Regions from separate parts of the Mus musculus genome. Here region 1 is linked to region 2. Evidence: chromatin loops called from intact Hi-C (ENCODE). Cell type or tissue: heart. All regions are shown on one strand.

Region 1 (8,000 bases), 1.3 Mb after region 2:
CCTTCACCTGTCATGCACCACATAAACCAAGAGTGGTAGTAGATATCTATAATCTCAGAACTCACAAAGCAGAGACATGACTATCAGAAGTTCAAGGTCTCCTATATCTTCACAGAGAGTTTACAGGTCCCTAAATTTCTCTGCCCAGCATCTGGCTAAGGGGTCTGTGCAAGCTCCTGTCTCTGTTGATATCTTGTATTCTGCTCTGAGAAGCAAGAATGCTGAAAGTCATCTTCTAACCATCTTGTATTCATTTCCAATTTGCCATTTCTGCCAACAGGCTGGTTCTCCTCTATTTTCTTCTCCTTATAAATATTTATAACTTGAAATTCTTGTTACCCAATGGATTTTGGAATTTACATATCTACCTACATCCCCTACGTTCTCATTTTGCATAACAGTTACTTGGGAAATAAATCAGTGTCAACCTAATGAGGTGATCAGAGTGGTTCCAACTTCAGTATCTTTTCCATCTAGTAATAAGGATTGGTGTGCTGGTTGGAAGCTGTGTTGGCAACAATAAGAATTATTGCTTCCTAAGCCATAGACAATTTTAGCAGGGAAAAATATGGCTTTTGACAGAATTCTTATCAACTGAAGCATGAGAGGTATGCTATTTGTACATTTTGGGAGCTTCACAATATCAAATCTTACTCACTTGGTTGCTCTTCATTCTCTCTCTCGACACATTCCCAGACCTCACAGCTGCCTCCTCCTGGCTTTGAAAAGAGTGCTAACTTCTCAGGAGCAAGATCTAGGCCTGAAACTCTTGTCTGTTCCATGCAAGTTTTATGGAAGTAAAATGGAACTTGGTGAGCACTTTAAATCTAATTCTTCATCGGGGAAAGTCTGGGGACATCAGAGATCCATGCTATGGAATGGCTACAAGTCAATGAAGACAAAGCACAGAATATGCACAGACTCTCCTCCTGTGATGGAAGTTGGGCATAGTGCATCTTTAGAAAGCCTCAGCCTGTCATCTTTTTAAGGTTAATGTGGAAATTTATATATCTAAACATACATATCAGTTTTGCATATCATGATTGCTGCTATTGTAAGAAAAACTGCATGTTATTAGTACTACTAATTACCCAAGATATTTAAATATTTACAAAATTGCCTGAAGAGTTCAAATAATCAGTAAATATTGCTCACATTGAGAAGGAAAAAAGGGTTTTCCTGAAATTTTACTATAGGGAAATATTATTTTGAAACAAGTAAAATTTCACTAATAGTTGAATTGAAAGTTAGTTCTCAGGAAATCACAAAGTAACAAGTAAAGAGTTTAGGAAACAATCTAGAAACCATCTCTTCCACCCAGAATAACTTTCCCTAAAACAAACAAACAAAAAACGAAAACAAAACAAAGAAACTTTCAGGTGGCATACATTAGTGATTTAGTGTAGTCCCAAACTGTCTTTCCATGTGTTTAACCTCACTTCTCAATGACCCCTAATGGAAGGTTCTAAAAGACCTTCACTATACTAGTAAAGTCACAGAAACTACAAAAACTCAATTGACTCACACTCTGCTTTGAACTCTGGAGCTGAAATAAGATAAAGAGATGATGGGATTTCAAAGTTAGCACTGAGAGAATAGAGCTCATTTACTTGACTGACTTGAAAATTCAAAGCGCCACCTTTCCACAAGAATCTTGCACCCTGCTTCAATTTGCCTACACATCTAAAAAGTCATTTATTCAGACTGCTCAGCTGCTGAACACTCAGGTATTAATTACTAAAGTAGCAATTGCCCGATCCAGTAAACCACTGTAAGTTGTTGAGCCCTGCTGAGACACAGATGGACAAACTGTATGTGGTAGCAGAGTGAGTTTTACTGAGGTCAACAAGAAATCATATATCAGCAAGGTCTTAGACCTGAGAAGGGCCAGTGTTAATTGAGGCTAGTCCCACTGGAAATAAGAGGGCTAAGTGGCCTACCATATACCCTTAGAACATTAATTTAGTTTAAGGTCACAGAATTAAATGATTCACAACTGCTCTCTCAATTCCCCTTGGTATTTGTTCAGTCGCTGTTGCGTAATTAAGTGATTTAGAACTTTTTCCTCCTTCTTTCTCTCTGTGAATTATTTGTACCAGATTGTAAACTTGCTGTCAGTTCTCAGGCTTAGAGACCCAGCATTCTATTCGCTTCAGGGTTCCCTTTGGGGCTAAAAGTCAAGCCATAAGCTAAAGTCTAAATGAAATAAAATGTTTCTTTGTAAACAAATCACTGCTAAAAATTTGGAAGTCAGTGGGTTCAATTTAAAAATCATCTAAAACACACTAAACATAATGTTCTTATTTTAATTATGTCTAAGTTGGGGCACAGGAAGAGGTATTAATTGAAAATCAGTGTGCATAAGTGTACCAGAGCCACAGAGGACAGAGCTATCAAATCACCTAGAGCATTACAGGATGCTGACAGCTACTGCACACAGAGGAACTGACCCTGTGTCCTTGTAAGAGAGTAAGCATCCCTAACCACGAAGCCATCTTTCCAGCCCTAATTAAAATATTTGTAAATTAAAATTAACAGATAATTCAGAATTTATAGGATCTTTAGATGGTTGCTGTGCACATATTCCCAAAAGGGAAGTTCACTATACCATATTTTTCTCCTGGGTTCATAACTGCATTATCAAAGTCATGAAATGGCTTTGCCAACGTCACACAGTGACCGGACTTGAAGGTAGCTCAGATACGGAGTCCTACCCAAAGTTTAACATGAGGAACATATATACTAACATTAGGAAACGTGTTAGAAATTCAGATTCCCAGGCCCTCCTCCATTATGCTAAATCATATCCACGTTGTACAAGACACACTGATCTGTAGCAGAGTATCAATTTTCTTAGTGATCTGTTGGCAAAACAATGTAGCCGTCGGTTGAATTAATCTAGAACATAACCAAAATCTAGGAAAACTGAAGAAAGCATTTTAATCCTATGCTGGATAATTTCAATTACAGCTTTTTGTTGTTAGCTTCTGTAGAAGTAATTCATGAATGCTTTCATGATTAAAATGATATGTGTGTGTGTGTGTGTGTGTGTGTGTGTGTGTGTGTGTGTGTGTGTGTGTGTGTGTGTGTATACATATACGTAGAGGGTTATGTACCTAGTTTTCTACAGAACTGCCCATTCCCTGGGAAAACAGAAAAACTCTAGCCCAGTTATTTCTCAACACGCATACGGAGTGTCATTAAAAGCACACTAGCGCCACCTGCTGAAGCAGTTGAAGGAAAGTTAGCAAAGCGTTCTGCACTTGGATGCATTCCAACCAGGTATTTTCATTAAAATTTTAGTGCTGAGTAATCAGTTTTTCCGAGTCCTGACTCCTCTCCAACTTTGAGCAATTCGAGCAACATAATTCTTATGTTTATGATACTCTAAGAGTATCTTCATCTTGCCTCGCTATACCACAGGGGAAAGAGTTTAAAACCTGCTTCAACATAAAATACCCTATACCTAGAGTAAGTGCACTAGCACAGGTTTGCAATTGTGAAGACTATTATTTCAGTCTATGCCAAAGCTGAACTAGAATCAATGTGAGAGACACACCTAGTAGTCAGTGAACAAGATGTAATAAGTATATTCAAAGCACAGGTTCTCAAGGCCTGGTGGATACTACCACAGTTGGTCTGCTTGTAAGAAAGAAAGCACTCTTTGTGGTATTTTTAGCCTAAAAAGAGATAATATCACCGAATATGAATATCCTTTCTATCTCAGGAAAGCAGATTCTCTTTTAGCTTTAGCTTTATTTACTTCTCCTCCATTCTGAATACCTTTAAAAAAAATGTGCTTCGAATGCCCTCATGCATAAGAAAACAGTAACTGGCCTCCAGAAAAAGCAACTATTTAGAAACTGATACTAGCACTGAGTTAAAATTATAAAATCAGTTGGAACGCTTTTGAAGATACCAAAGTTTTCCAAAAGTTAGCAAGGGTCATTTTTCTCATTTTGATTTTTTTCTTTGCTTTCCTAATGACGATGGTTTGCTACTGCACCTATAAAAGAGACATCATTACGGGATTAAAAGTATCTCCTCTAAAGTTTCCCCTCTGGTATTCTATACAACATAGAAGGAGAAGGGGGAGGAGGGAAAGGAGGAGGAACAGAAGGAGACACATTGAAGAAAATCACTCTTATGTTTTAATAGTCAGTCTTTTTATCTTATTCTTTAATCTTTTTAAAAAGTCTAGTCTTTATTCCCCCTCCAGTTGCCCTCTGACTGTTCCTCATCCCATACCCCCCCCCATCTTCAAGAGGTTGTCCCCACTTCCCCGCCCCCACCCCATCAGACCTCCCTACTCCCTGGGGCCTCAAGTATCTTGAGGGTTAGGTGCATCTTCTCTGACTGAATTCAGACCTGGCAGTCCTCTGCTGTATATGTGTTGGGGGCCTCATATCAGCTGGGGTATGCCACCTGGTTGGTGGTCCAGTGTCTGAGAGATATCAGGGTTAGTTGAGACTGCTGGTCCTGCTACAGGGTTGCCCTCTTCCTCAGCTTCTTCCAGCTTTTCCCTAATTCAACCAGAGGAGTCACTAGCTTCTGTCCATTGCTTGGGTGTAAATATTTGCATCTGACTCTTTCAGCTGCTTTGGAGGCATTTCAGAGGGCACTCATGCTAGACACCTGTTTGTAAGCACACTATAGCATCAGTAATAGTGTCAGGCCTTGGGGCCTCCCCTTGAGCGGGCTCCCAGTTTGAAACTGTCACTGGACATCCTTTCCCTCAGTCTCTTCTCCATGTTTGTCCCTGCAGTTTTTCAAGACAGGAATAATTCTGGGTCAAAGTTTTTTACTATGGGATGGCAACCCCATCCCTCCACTTGATGCTCATTGCTGGTGGGATTGCAAACAGATAAAACCACTCTGGAAATCAATCTGGAGGTTCCTTAGAAAATTGGAAATAGGTCTACCTGAAGACCCAGCTATATTACTCTTGGGCATATACTCAAAAGACGCCCCACCATGCCACAGGGGCACGTGTTCCACTATGTTCATAACGACCTTGTTTGTGATAGCCAGAATCTGGAAACAATCCAGATGTCCCACAACAGAAGAATGGATACAGAAAATGTGGTTCATTTTCACAATGGAGTATTATAATAGTATACTCCACTATTAAGAACAAGGGCATTATGAGTTTTGTAGTCAAATGGATGGAACTAGATAATATCATCCTGAGTAAGGCAACTCAGACCCAAAAGGATATGCATGGTATGTACTCACTGATAAGTGGATATTAGACAAAAAGGTACAGAATTCTCAGGATACAATCCGAAAAACTCAAGAAGGTTAACCAGCCAAAGGGCCCAAGTAAAGATGTCTTGATCCCACTTGGGAGGGAGAAGAAAGCAATTACTGGGAGAAAGGAAGGGAGAGAGGGACCTGGATGGGAAAGGGGACAGACAGGGGAAGAGGGTAACTTAATCATGCATTGGGCTGGGGCGAGACAGAACTGAAGCCCTGAGGATCAGCAGGAAGAATTGAAACAGGCAACCTCAGGAGGTAGGAGGTGGGGGAAATCTCTAGACTGAGTCAGAGACCTGGGAGATAAGAGACTCTGAAAACTCAAAGGGAGGGACCTTAGATGAAATGCCCTACAGTGGGGAGAGGGAACTTACAGAGTCCACTTCCAGTAGAAAGACAGGGCATCAATATAGTCAGTCTCTATGGACTGATGTTACTCCAATATCAGTAAAATTTCTAAGACTTGACTAAAAGAAAAAGAAAACTAATTCGCTAAATGGTACACATCTTCAAAATCCTAAAACACTAATTTAGTATATTAAGAGATGACTAAGCACAAGATCCTCTAAAGAAGCAAGAGCAATGGGAGACTGACTTCAAAAAGTCTCTCAGATCAGAATTTGCATGAAATTGTTTCCATTTTGCTTTTCATATTAGATTTGATTACAATAATTTTAAAAACAAGTATACACCCAGGGTTTGATTAGTTTCTAATTAATCCTCTGATTGAAATTATTTTTATCATTTGCAAAGAAGTTGCACCAGCTAGATTTAAACAGGAAAGAAAAACTTTCAGGACCACTGTAAAAGGGAAAAGACACTGAACTGAACCCTACTGAGATCGAAGGACTGAGGGCACCCCTTGTGGGAAAAGGATCAGAGGTCAGGGCAGAAGTTGGTGAGTAGGATTCGATAGATCCTTTTGTTAGCTAGACTGGTGATAGCAGGCTTAGAGTCTATTAAGGTGAAAGCTTCCCTTTACTCAGCTTTGAAATCCATCTCTCATTGCCTTAGCAAGAGAAAGGAAGATATCACTAATGCCACCCCTTAGGATTCCTGGTCAAAAGAGTGAAATATCCTCGTCCTAGATGAAGACAATCTCTCATGACTCTTGAGTACCTGGTTATGAGATCATCACAGAAAAAAATTGACTCATGAAAGAGCAGACTAAGAAGACAGGAGGAATAATTATTTTCTTAGTGCAGTGCCAAATGCTCCCCTTACTCATAGGCAGTCACTTAAGAAACCTGTAAATTAACCCTGTGCATTTTTCCCAGATTCAACTCAGAAACCATAACTTCGTTTTTCTCTCTTTTGTGGACTATTTTCCCTTTCAGATACTGGCCACAAATCTAAAGAGGATTCCCTGACACTCTGGGCTTTTTAGTTATTTCTCTGAAGACTTTCTCCACGACCAGCTTTCACCATGTAGCTGAATGGTAGTTATCTCCATAGCTAAGCAGAAGTTGAAACAGCACACACACGACCTGGACAAACTCAGGCCAGACAAAACTCCTAGAATAGAGAGAAGAGCTGGGTATGAAGACACAACCCTACATAAGTCACTATTGTAATTGATAGCTGCTGATGGAAGAGTTAGTTTTCTTCAAGGGTGTGGTCCCTGATGAGTTGACCATACTTAAGCTGAAGGCCACACATCTAAGACTATGGGTAGCATCTGCTGTACATGGTAAATATTCTTTTTAAAGTGGAAACAAAATTGGGATGTAGAATGGATCAGGAAAGAGTTGGAGGAAAGTCATGAATATGATTGAAATGCATTATAGGAATAATAAAAAAGAGAAAATAAAGTTTTGTTCCTATGCTGCTAAAGATCCTTTAATCCATCCTTTGTCTCTAAATAAGTTTATCTCTTTCTTCCCTAAAATTCAAGAGATCCTTTCATTTCTTATCTTTTTAGGTAGAGTGGTCTTGAAATTATGTCAGTTAGGTATGGGAATATCATTGAACCAAAGTGATTGCCTACACAAATTCTTATAAGGTGGTTGGACCACCTTCCATCCCCATCAGCAACATCAGTTGGTTCCCTTTTTCATATCTGCAGCAACACCTATTGTCTTTTATCATTGATATTCTTGTCTTATTTCCAATGTAACATTAGCAAGTGTGAAGTGAAATCTCATTGATGTTTGATTTGCAGCCCACTGCTGATGCAGTTTTGAGTATTAACTTGACTGCTTAAAAGGATGCCTAGAACACAAACTTCTAGGTATCAGCAAGTCTGAATCTCCAGATATTTTTACCACTGAAGGTAAATGAACTGAAAGAGCTCCATTCATTGTCCCTAAATTACATAACATGACATCCATTTACCTATCATTTATAATAGACTAGGTATTATAAGTAACATAGAATGATTCAAGGTATGTTGACGACAGTGTGTATGCTACAGGTTCCATGCATATAGTATGTTATTTTGTAGAAGGGACTTGAGTATGTATTGGGACCTCAGAATGTTCTGGAATTAGTCTTCCAAGGAAGATACAGGGCTTACTGTATATCAAAACAAATTAAAGTTTAATTCTTAACTCTTGAAATTATATTTGTAAATACACATTCAGTGCAGCATTATTCATAAAAGTCAAGAGGTACAAACATTTAAATGTATGTTGGCAGATGAGTGGATGAAGAAAATGCAAATACTGTTCAGCCTAATTAAATACAGAAATTCTATCATATACAACAACACTAATATGCTTAGTGCATAATGTCCAAGTATAGAA
Region 2 (8,000 bases):
CAGATTTAACAAAAGAATATGACAGGAAATGGACAATGTGAATGCATAGATAGAACCAGTTATGCTTACTCAGTTCTAGCCACAGACAGATACTGCATTTTGTATAACTGTTTGCTCTAGCAGGTTGCTCTGCTTACAGAGCTGTGCTCTATACAGAAGTTTGACAACTTTGTCTGATTGATTTTGCAAAATAATAACACTGTGGTGTACCATCTTTTTTGGTAAGAGTATTTTCAGTGTCTTCGGTATTTAGAGCATCTTAAATGATTTGGGTGCTAGGGACAAAGAGAAGACTGTTCATGTAAATTAGATTTGGAAAACCACTACATGTTTAGACATTTTTTTTTCATCCTGAAATCATAAAGGAAATTGAGTGTGAGCATCTCACAAGCGTTATGAAGTACTTGAGAAAGTCATGTTTAAAGAGGAGATATTTGTTTTGGCTCTCAGTTTAGAACAGGCTTGCTAAATTTCTTCTGTGGAGAGGTCGATATGGTGATAAGGAAAGTGTGATGGAAGAGACAGCTGCTCAGCCTGGAGGAAAGAGAACAAGTTGCAGGGGTTGGTGGGCCAAACTTCTTCCCTCTAGGTTCTGCCTCCAACGTTGTTAGCGGCCACCACATCCAGCTAGAGCTACCAATGAAATGTTTAGCCACTAGACTTTGTTAAAATCCAAAGTCACAATACACAAAACTCAGAAATACATTACATGAAACAGGAATAAAATAGGAAATGTCAATAAATGAGACTGATGATTACCACGACTTCTGCTTTTGCTTATTCTAGATTTACCAAAGTGTAAAAAGATCAGTCCTGAACAGCAGATTTGAATAAAATATTTTCTGGCTGCCTGAGGCCCTGTAAGCTCCTTCAGGTAGTCAATCTCCTTTGCAAATGGAGACTGATGCTCTGAACAGATGCACCACCTGCACTTCACAGGTAGTTCTGATTCAGCCCCCTCCCCCCACCCTTCAGGCATAAGGCATCTGTCATCTTTGTCTCTCCTACAGGGGTACCATAGGAACCATGTCAGCCCTGCTCATCATTACCTGGTGCAGTCTCTCAGCTTCTAAGATCTTCATTTCGGCCTTGGCCATGGAAGGACAGCAGCTTCTTGTCGCTTACCCCTGTGCCTTACTTTATGGACTCTTTGCCCTTCTGACCGTTTTCTAAAGACTGCTTGAAGTGACTTTGCAAGATCCTACCTGTTGGCTCTTCAGATTTTTCTGGAAGTGCATTTCCATTCAAATCCTGTGAGATAACTTCCGTGTTATTTCTGTTGCGAGAATATTAAGCAGAGAGACAAGACAGTGCTCAATGATAGTTCTCTACTAGCCTGTTGGTGGGGATGATGTTTTGATTTTTTTTTAGCCTGGAGCATTAAAACAGTTAAAATGTTTTGAAATATTAAGAGATACAGTCTTGGTGCTGATGAATGCTGTTTTTCTCAATAGACATGCTTCTGAGAAATTGTAAGCAAAATACCATCTTATGCTTAACATTTATTAACTCTATAATAAATATTTTTCAAAAACTTTCATAACTCTGTATGTGGTTAAAAGTTACAGTTTGGCACCTTTGGAGAGTTCAGAGGTTTTATCTATCCGGAGTCAAAGAAATCCCTTAATTTACCTTAACAGCTGTTATTCGGTGTCATTTAGATAATGTATTGGCTCAACACATTTTCAGATTCTCACTTCCCTCTCATCTGATCTAAATGCTAGGGTCTATTACTACATCTCTCCCTTGCATATATCCTAAGTAATTTTGCTATATTCTCTCTAAATAGATAAATGTACCTACAGAAAATTCCACCCATTTTGTATTAATGCTATTGAAGTTTTTGAAATAGTTCTCAGCACTGCCCTTTAATCCTTATACTACATTTTGGTTTGAAATTTGTTTTCCTACTCAGATGACCAAATAACACCAATGCTTTACTGCTCAAGTCTCTAATCTTTCTTCCTCCCGTATCTGTTATTTTGGTCCTATTTTCATGAAAGCCATAAGCATGTAGATCACTACTGCATCTTCCCACCGTACGAGAGATTCTACTGATGTCTACTTTGTTTCCCTGTTATCGCCTTCTTCTCTCCACATCTCTCTTCCCTCAACCTTCATTCTCAAAAGCACATGAACATTATCTACTGCCCCCTAACTCAAAAATTTCACGTGTGACCTATTTCTCTAGCCTACTGTATAGAAAAAAAAACTTTTGAAAGGGTTGCCTTATATCTGAATCTACCTTATTATTTTTTTACTCTTCCTGGTCATCTGGGCAGGAAGTTTCATCCTGTTACCATGACAACCTTTGTCAAATGGGTTATGACATGCCACACTACATCCAAGTATTTTTCAATTTCATCTCATTTGGTAAGTGGTATTGGCTTGGTCTTTTTGCCAGTTTCTGGCTTAGTGTTGTACTTCATCCTATATCTTTCACATGGATTTCCAATAGCCAATTCTCTTAGCCCTCTCCCCTTGGCTTGTCTTTCTTCTACCTTTAAATCATAAATCTAATATTAAGTTATTACCTGTGATAATTCAGTTAAATGGCTTTCAAATATAGTGACTCCAAGATTCCATCTGTATTGACTTCCTTGAACTCCTGGTATCTATACAATTTACACTTAATATCTACATTTGATTTTTCACATGATATCTCCTATATGTTATGTGATATGATAAGCTCATAATCCCTTGATTTCTATCCTGCCTTCCTCATTTTTCTTTAGAATCTTTTTACTTTTGTGGTAAGTGGAGTCTTGATCACTTTTGGTTTTCACCAACATCTTGTGCAATATTTGATTTAGCCTATCCTGAAAATACGTTTTAAATGTGACAGTCTCTCAAGAGCTCTTTGGATAGGATACCAAGTGTTTCTTCAAAGGTCTTTTGTGCGTCAGGCTTCCTTCTCAGACTGCACTTTCAGTGAGACATGATTGGATCATGAGGTCAGGGACATAATCAATGAACGGATGCATCGGTGAATTCTTAATCCGATGATGTCGCTGGGAGGAGATAGAAAGCAGGAGATTGGGCCAGCTTGGAAGAAGAAGATCACAGAGGTTTTGCCTTTAAATGATGTTTCTAATCTGTGCCCCCTGTTTGTCAGTTTGGAGTGAACTTCTCTGCTCTGCCACATATTCCTCACTAGGACTTTCTTTGTGTCTTACCCCACATAGGCATAGAATTGATGGGGCAAACTTTGAGTCCAAAACAAGTTTTTCTTTTCTAAAGTTGTTTGCTCAGCTCTCTTACCAAAGTTACAAAAAGTGACTGACACAAGCTCTTTCCCAGCCAGCATGGAACTGCTGGCTAAAGGAAATGGTCTACTCGCTGATTCTTTCCCTTATGCATTCTCTGCAGCAGGTTTCTTTATACACATAGGATGTTAGAGCCTTTGAATATGTATATTTATTTATGGTCAGGCCAACCCAAGGCCCTTTTATGACATTCATTTGTACTTACAGCCCCCCCTCCCCCAACCTCTTTTTCACAACCCACATGCTTTCTAGTCAAAGTCCGGCCCTTGGAATAACAGATAGCATTCTCTGGAATCCCGTTAAGAGTTGTAAATCTCTGGCCCAGCCCCAGAACTTCTGAATCTGAGTTTGCATTTTAACAAGATCCCAGATGAATTAGATGCACAGTAAATTTTTAAAGCGCTTGCCGGCATGACCTGGCCTTGTGACATGCTTTGCCTTCTTAACGTCACACCTGCTCTTCAGTTCCCTCTTCACTGTTCTCACTTTTGCTCTCACACTACACAGTTTATCGCCTCTGAAGCCTCATATTTACTCGGTTTACCTGCGGCTTGCTTCTGTCAGACATTACATATGATCCAGCTCTGTATTCATGCCACTTCCTCATCTGAGACTGTACATTGTTGTTCTTCTACTAACACACATTCCACTCAGCCTCACCCTATTAACTCTCCTCTGTTGCACACTAGGGTAATTAAAGTGGTTTAATCTCATATACCTCCATTTCTTTACTTCTATGCTCTCTCTCCTCATCCAGAAGATAAAAATGTTGAAGCCAAACTCCTTATCCCAGAAACAATATTCCTGGAAGTTTATTTCTGTTTCTGTTTTTTAAAACTACTTTTCGTTGCTCTTTGAAATTTTCTATTTCTATTTATGGGGTGAATGAATGAATGAATGAATGAATGAATAAGGGAAAGATTGACACAGTGATTGGAAATTAATACCTATGATAAATAAGACAACTGAAGCTGAGCGGTGAGTGTGGGAAGACTAGACAAGAAAAGCAAATAAACAGTAAGCAAACAAGCAGGATAATTACTAAAGTATGAGCATGCTCACATGCAAGCCTGTGGAAAGGAAGTCAGGATGGCGGAGGAGTTGAATTGTTGCCGTTTGTTTAATAATCCATTAGTAGACAAGTTAATTAAGTGTTGAGTTTTCTTTTGATTTTTGGTTTTGATTTTTAGCTTCATTATTCGTTTATTCGCTTTACATCTCGATTGCAAGCCCTACTTCTGCTCCTCCTAGTCCCACCCTTACAGATCCTTCCTTCAATAACCCCTCTCCTTCGCCTCTGAAAAGGGGAATCCTTGCTTGGGTACCAACCTATCTTGGGACATCTATCTCCAACAAGACTAAGCCTAGCCTCTCCCTCTGACCAAACAGTCCAGTCTGGTAGAAGGGGCTCCAAAAGCAGGCAACAGAGTCAGAGAGAGCCTCCACCTCAGTTGTTAGGGAACCCATACAAAGACCAAGCTGCACATCTGCTCGTTTGTGTGGGGAGGCCTAGGTCCAGCCCCTGCATACTTGTTGTTTGGTGGTTCAGTCTGTGAGCCCCATGGGCCCAGGTTAGTTGACTGTGTAGGCCTTTTTGTGGCATCCTTGACCCCGCGAGCTTTCTCCATTCTAACTCCCACTCTTCCACAAGACTATCACCAACAGCCAAGAATTAAACTGATATATTAGAAAATATAGATTCTCTATATGAATATAAACCTTAAAAATATTAAGGATATATTTCAAGACAGTTTGGTTATATAGGCAGATATACTATGGATCTAGATGACAAAATTAAATTTTATGAAAATTCCACTGGAAATATGTGTATATGTAATATAATTTTACTAAAAAACATAAAAAGAATTTGGAGGTGAATTTGGAGGTGATTCTTATATGTGTAAAAGTATATGTGTAATAATCATGAAGCAAAACGACTATAAATTTATTTTGAGAGTAAGTCAGATTATTGACTGAATGCTAAGTAAAGTGAAATATATTTGGAGAGTAACGGCATGAGACAATGCATGCAAATAAGCTTTTACTTTTTATTTATTTCTGGTTTATGTTTATGTTCTTATTTTTGTTTTTCTAGATAGAATCTCACTATATAGTCCAGTCTGGTCTTGAACTTACTGTCCTTCAAGTGGCTGGAATTTTCCAATCCTCTTGCCTCAGCTTCCTGAGTGCAGGATTATGTTGCCATTAGGACCAGCTCAGTTTTGACATGTCATTATTTAGCGAGGATTTACTATAGACTGGCCTGAGTGCTTCACACGTGTATTAGCACATAGGATTATCATGATAACTATGAAATGCTGTTGACCTTGCCTTCACCTCACAGCTAAAGGTCCCAAAGACAAAGGGGTTCAATCACTTATCCATGCTATCCTGACAGAGACCAGAATTTATTCCATGGCCCCTGATCACTGTGTAACGATTAGAGTTTCAAGCATGTCTTCCATTGGCTCTGTTTACATTTGCCTTTACCTTGAGGCATGCTCGACAGGGACCATTGGCTTCAGCTGTGCTGTAGAATAACAAACAGGTCAAGGAAGAAGGCAAATTCCTGGCCAGAGTAGAGTGGGCCCCGAAAGATTCCAGGGCTGGCTATTGAACTCTACTTGAAATCAAAGACGCCAGTTCAGATCTGGCTGGCATTTGAATACAAAACCTTCACAAACTATAGTTCTTTCCTCAGTCCATGGAAGGTGGGCATTACATAGAATGTAAGTGTTAACTTTATTAATTCACAACATCTGGGATTTATTTGTGGCCAGTAGTATGTAGTCAACCAATAATGCAGTGAGTGGAAGCATACTCCGACACAGGAGAGAAATGGGTCCTTTCACTTTAACTCCTTCCAGCAGGCTTGCCCTTTGTCCTTTCCTAAAAAGCGTTCAGTCATTTTTATCTGGGAAGGTAACTTTTTCTCTTCCTTTTTCTCTTTCTGTTTTACTAGCTGGATGAAAGTTACAGGTTATTTTTCAAAAGATAAATGACACATTCAGCATGGAGAGGTGGCCTCCATTTTGACAAGAATGACTGGGGACATGTGCTGGAAATAAGAGGCCTGAATTACTCAGACTCGAGTGCCCCAGTTCACACAGTTAACTAGGGCAGTGGCCTTTAGAAGGGCTGATGACAAATGCTCTGCTACTTGCTCTGTCTCCGGGTGAGTTACACCAACTGCAAAGCCCCTTTAACAACATCCAGCTTCTTTTTGTGAGCAGGCTAAAGGCTCTGCTCAGATTCTATTCAGTCACGTCTGCAGCTTCCTAAATCAGTTTCCTTTCCTGAACAGAAGGGTGGAATGATTTTTTTTTCTTTTTCTGTTTTTTAATTTTCAAAACCAAATAGACTGTCACAGAGAATCCACAATGGTAGTGGTGGTGGAGGTGGTAGTGTGTGTGGTGTGTGTGTGTGTGTGTGTGTGTGTGTGTGTGTGTGTGTGTGTAGTTTGTTTCGTATAGGTAAAACACATGAGCTTTTACATTGACGCAAGCCAAAGGGGTAGATGCAATATTATGCACAGTGAGTGTGTCATAGGTGGAAACTTGGATGATAGAGATAGAAGAGAAGAAGAGGGACCTGAGAGGAAATAATAGAGGTCACATTCTGATATTGCAGTAAAACACAAACAGCTTATAGGATCTCCTTTTCTTTAAACAGAAAATTAAATGAATGCTTGCTGCAAAATTTGCCAGGTTCTGTTGAGGGGTGATTAAGACATTGCTTGAGAATGACTTAGCTCATCACCCAGCACAGAGTGATTACTGAGTAAACGAAATTCTCCCTCAGTTTTGAGAGAATTTCTGGGATTTCAAGGAAAGTCGTTTTCCCCCCTATATTATTTCCTGGAAATCAACTATTTTGACATTGGGTACAATTGACAAGTGAAATGATGTCAAAGCAGGCCAGATAAACTTATTTTAGCTCATGAGCTTTATTGAAAGAAAGAGTTTTGTTGACAGCTTATTATTCATCTATAAAATATTTGAACATCCTTCTTATACTGAATGTTTTCCATATCTCTAAAGAAGGGGTCTGTAGCCTCGTTCTGATCTCTAGGGGCTAGAAATTAATGTATTCAGATCATCCAACTAGAGATATTTGCTCAGTACTGCAAAATAAATGATAAAGCAAGCAAAAGAACACACACACACACACACACACACACACACACACATATATATATATATATATATATATATATGTAAAGAGACAAAGTTTGGCTAGCTCTAATATCTGTCTGTCTGTCTGTCTATATCTATCTTTCATTTATTATCTATCTCTCGACATCTGTGTATCAACCATATATCTATCTTTCTTTCTCCTTGTCTGTTTGTTTGTTTCTTTCTTTCTAGCTAGCACTTTTCATCAAAGTTGACTCACTATCTCGCCACACCTGTTCTTTGTTGTCTTCTAGCCATTTTGGGAGTAACTACAGTATAATTCCCAGTATAACTACAGTATAATCTCTGTGGATAGAATATAAACCCAGGTATTACCTGTCCTGAAAGCAAGTCTTTTCATATTTTAAATACTGTCTATGCGGTACACAGAGATGAGTAGTGCAAGATAGAAGAAAGGAAGCATGCAAGAATGAACATGTTATATACTTCATAGAGGAGGAATCAAGGTCAATAGCAGGAATGGCAAAGAGTACCTGCGAAAGCCACAGAGTCTGAGGATGCTTCTACTAACCAGCAAAAGCTAGCAGATTTCAGCACC

What was found. Peaks named below come from ENCODE experiments on the same cell type or tissue, not always from the same donor. Only the 100,000 strongest peaks of a DNase experiment are listed, where the experiment ranks them.
Region 1: a loop joins it to region 2, with 4 times the contacts of the local background. A loop is called at or near these places in 19 of 42 quality-filtered maps.

The regions. Positions count from the first base shown.
Region 1 is chr5:68,248,101-68,256,100 of GRCm38, reverse strand. No RefSeq gene overlaps it. Among named protein-coding and RNA genes, the nearest start is that of Grxcr1, 220 kb to the right of the region's middle. In heart, a CTCF peak has its summit at 3,246 (motif pointing left); no DNase peak of the experiment used is centred here.
Region 2 is chr5:69,510,209-69,518,208 of GRCm38, reverse strand. Yipf7 (Yip1 domain family, member 7) reads left to right here. Exons shown (of 6, transcript NM_023784.5): 6 at 1,011-1,539. The coding sequence ends at 1,173. Among named protein-coding and RNA genes, the nearest start is that of Yipf7, 28 kb to the left of the region's middle. In heart, no CTCF peak of the experiment used is centred here; no DNase peak of the experiment used is centred here.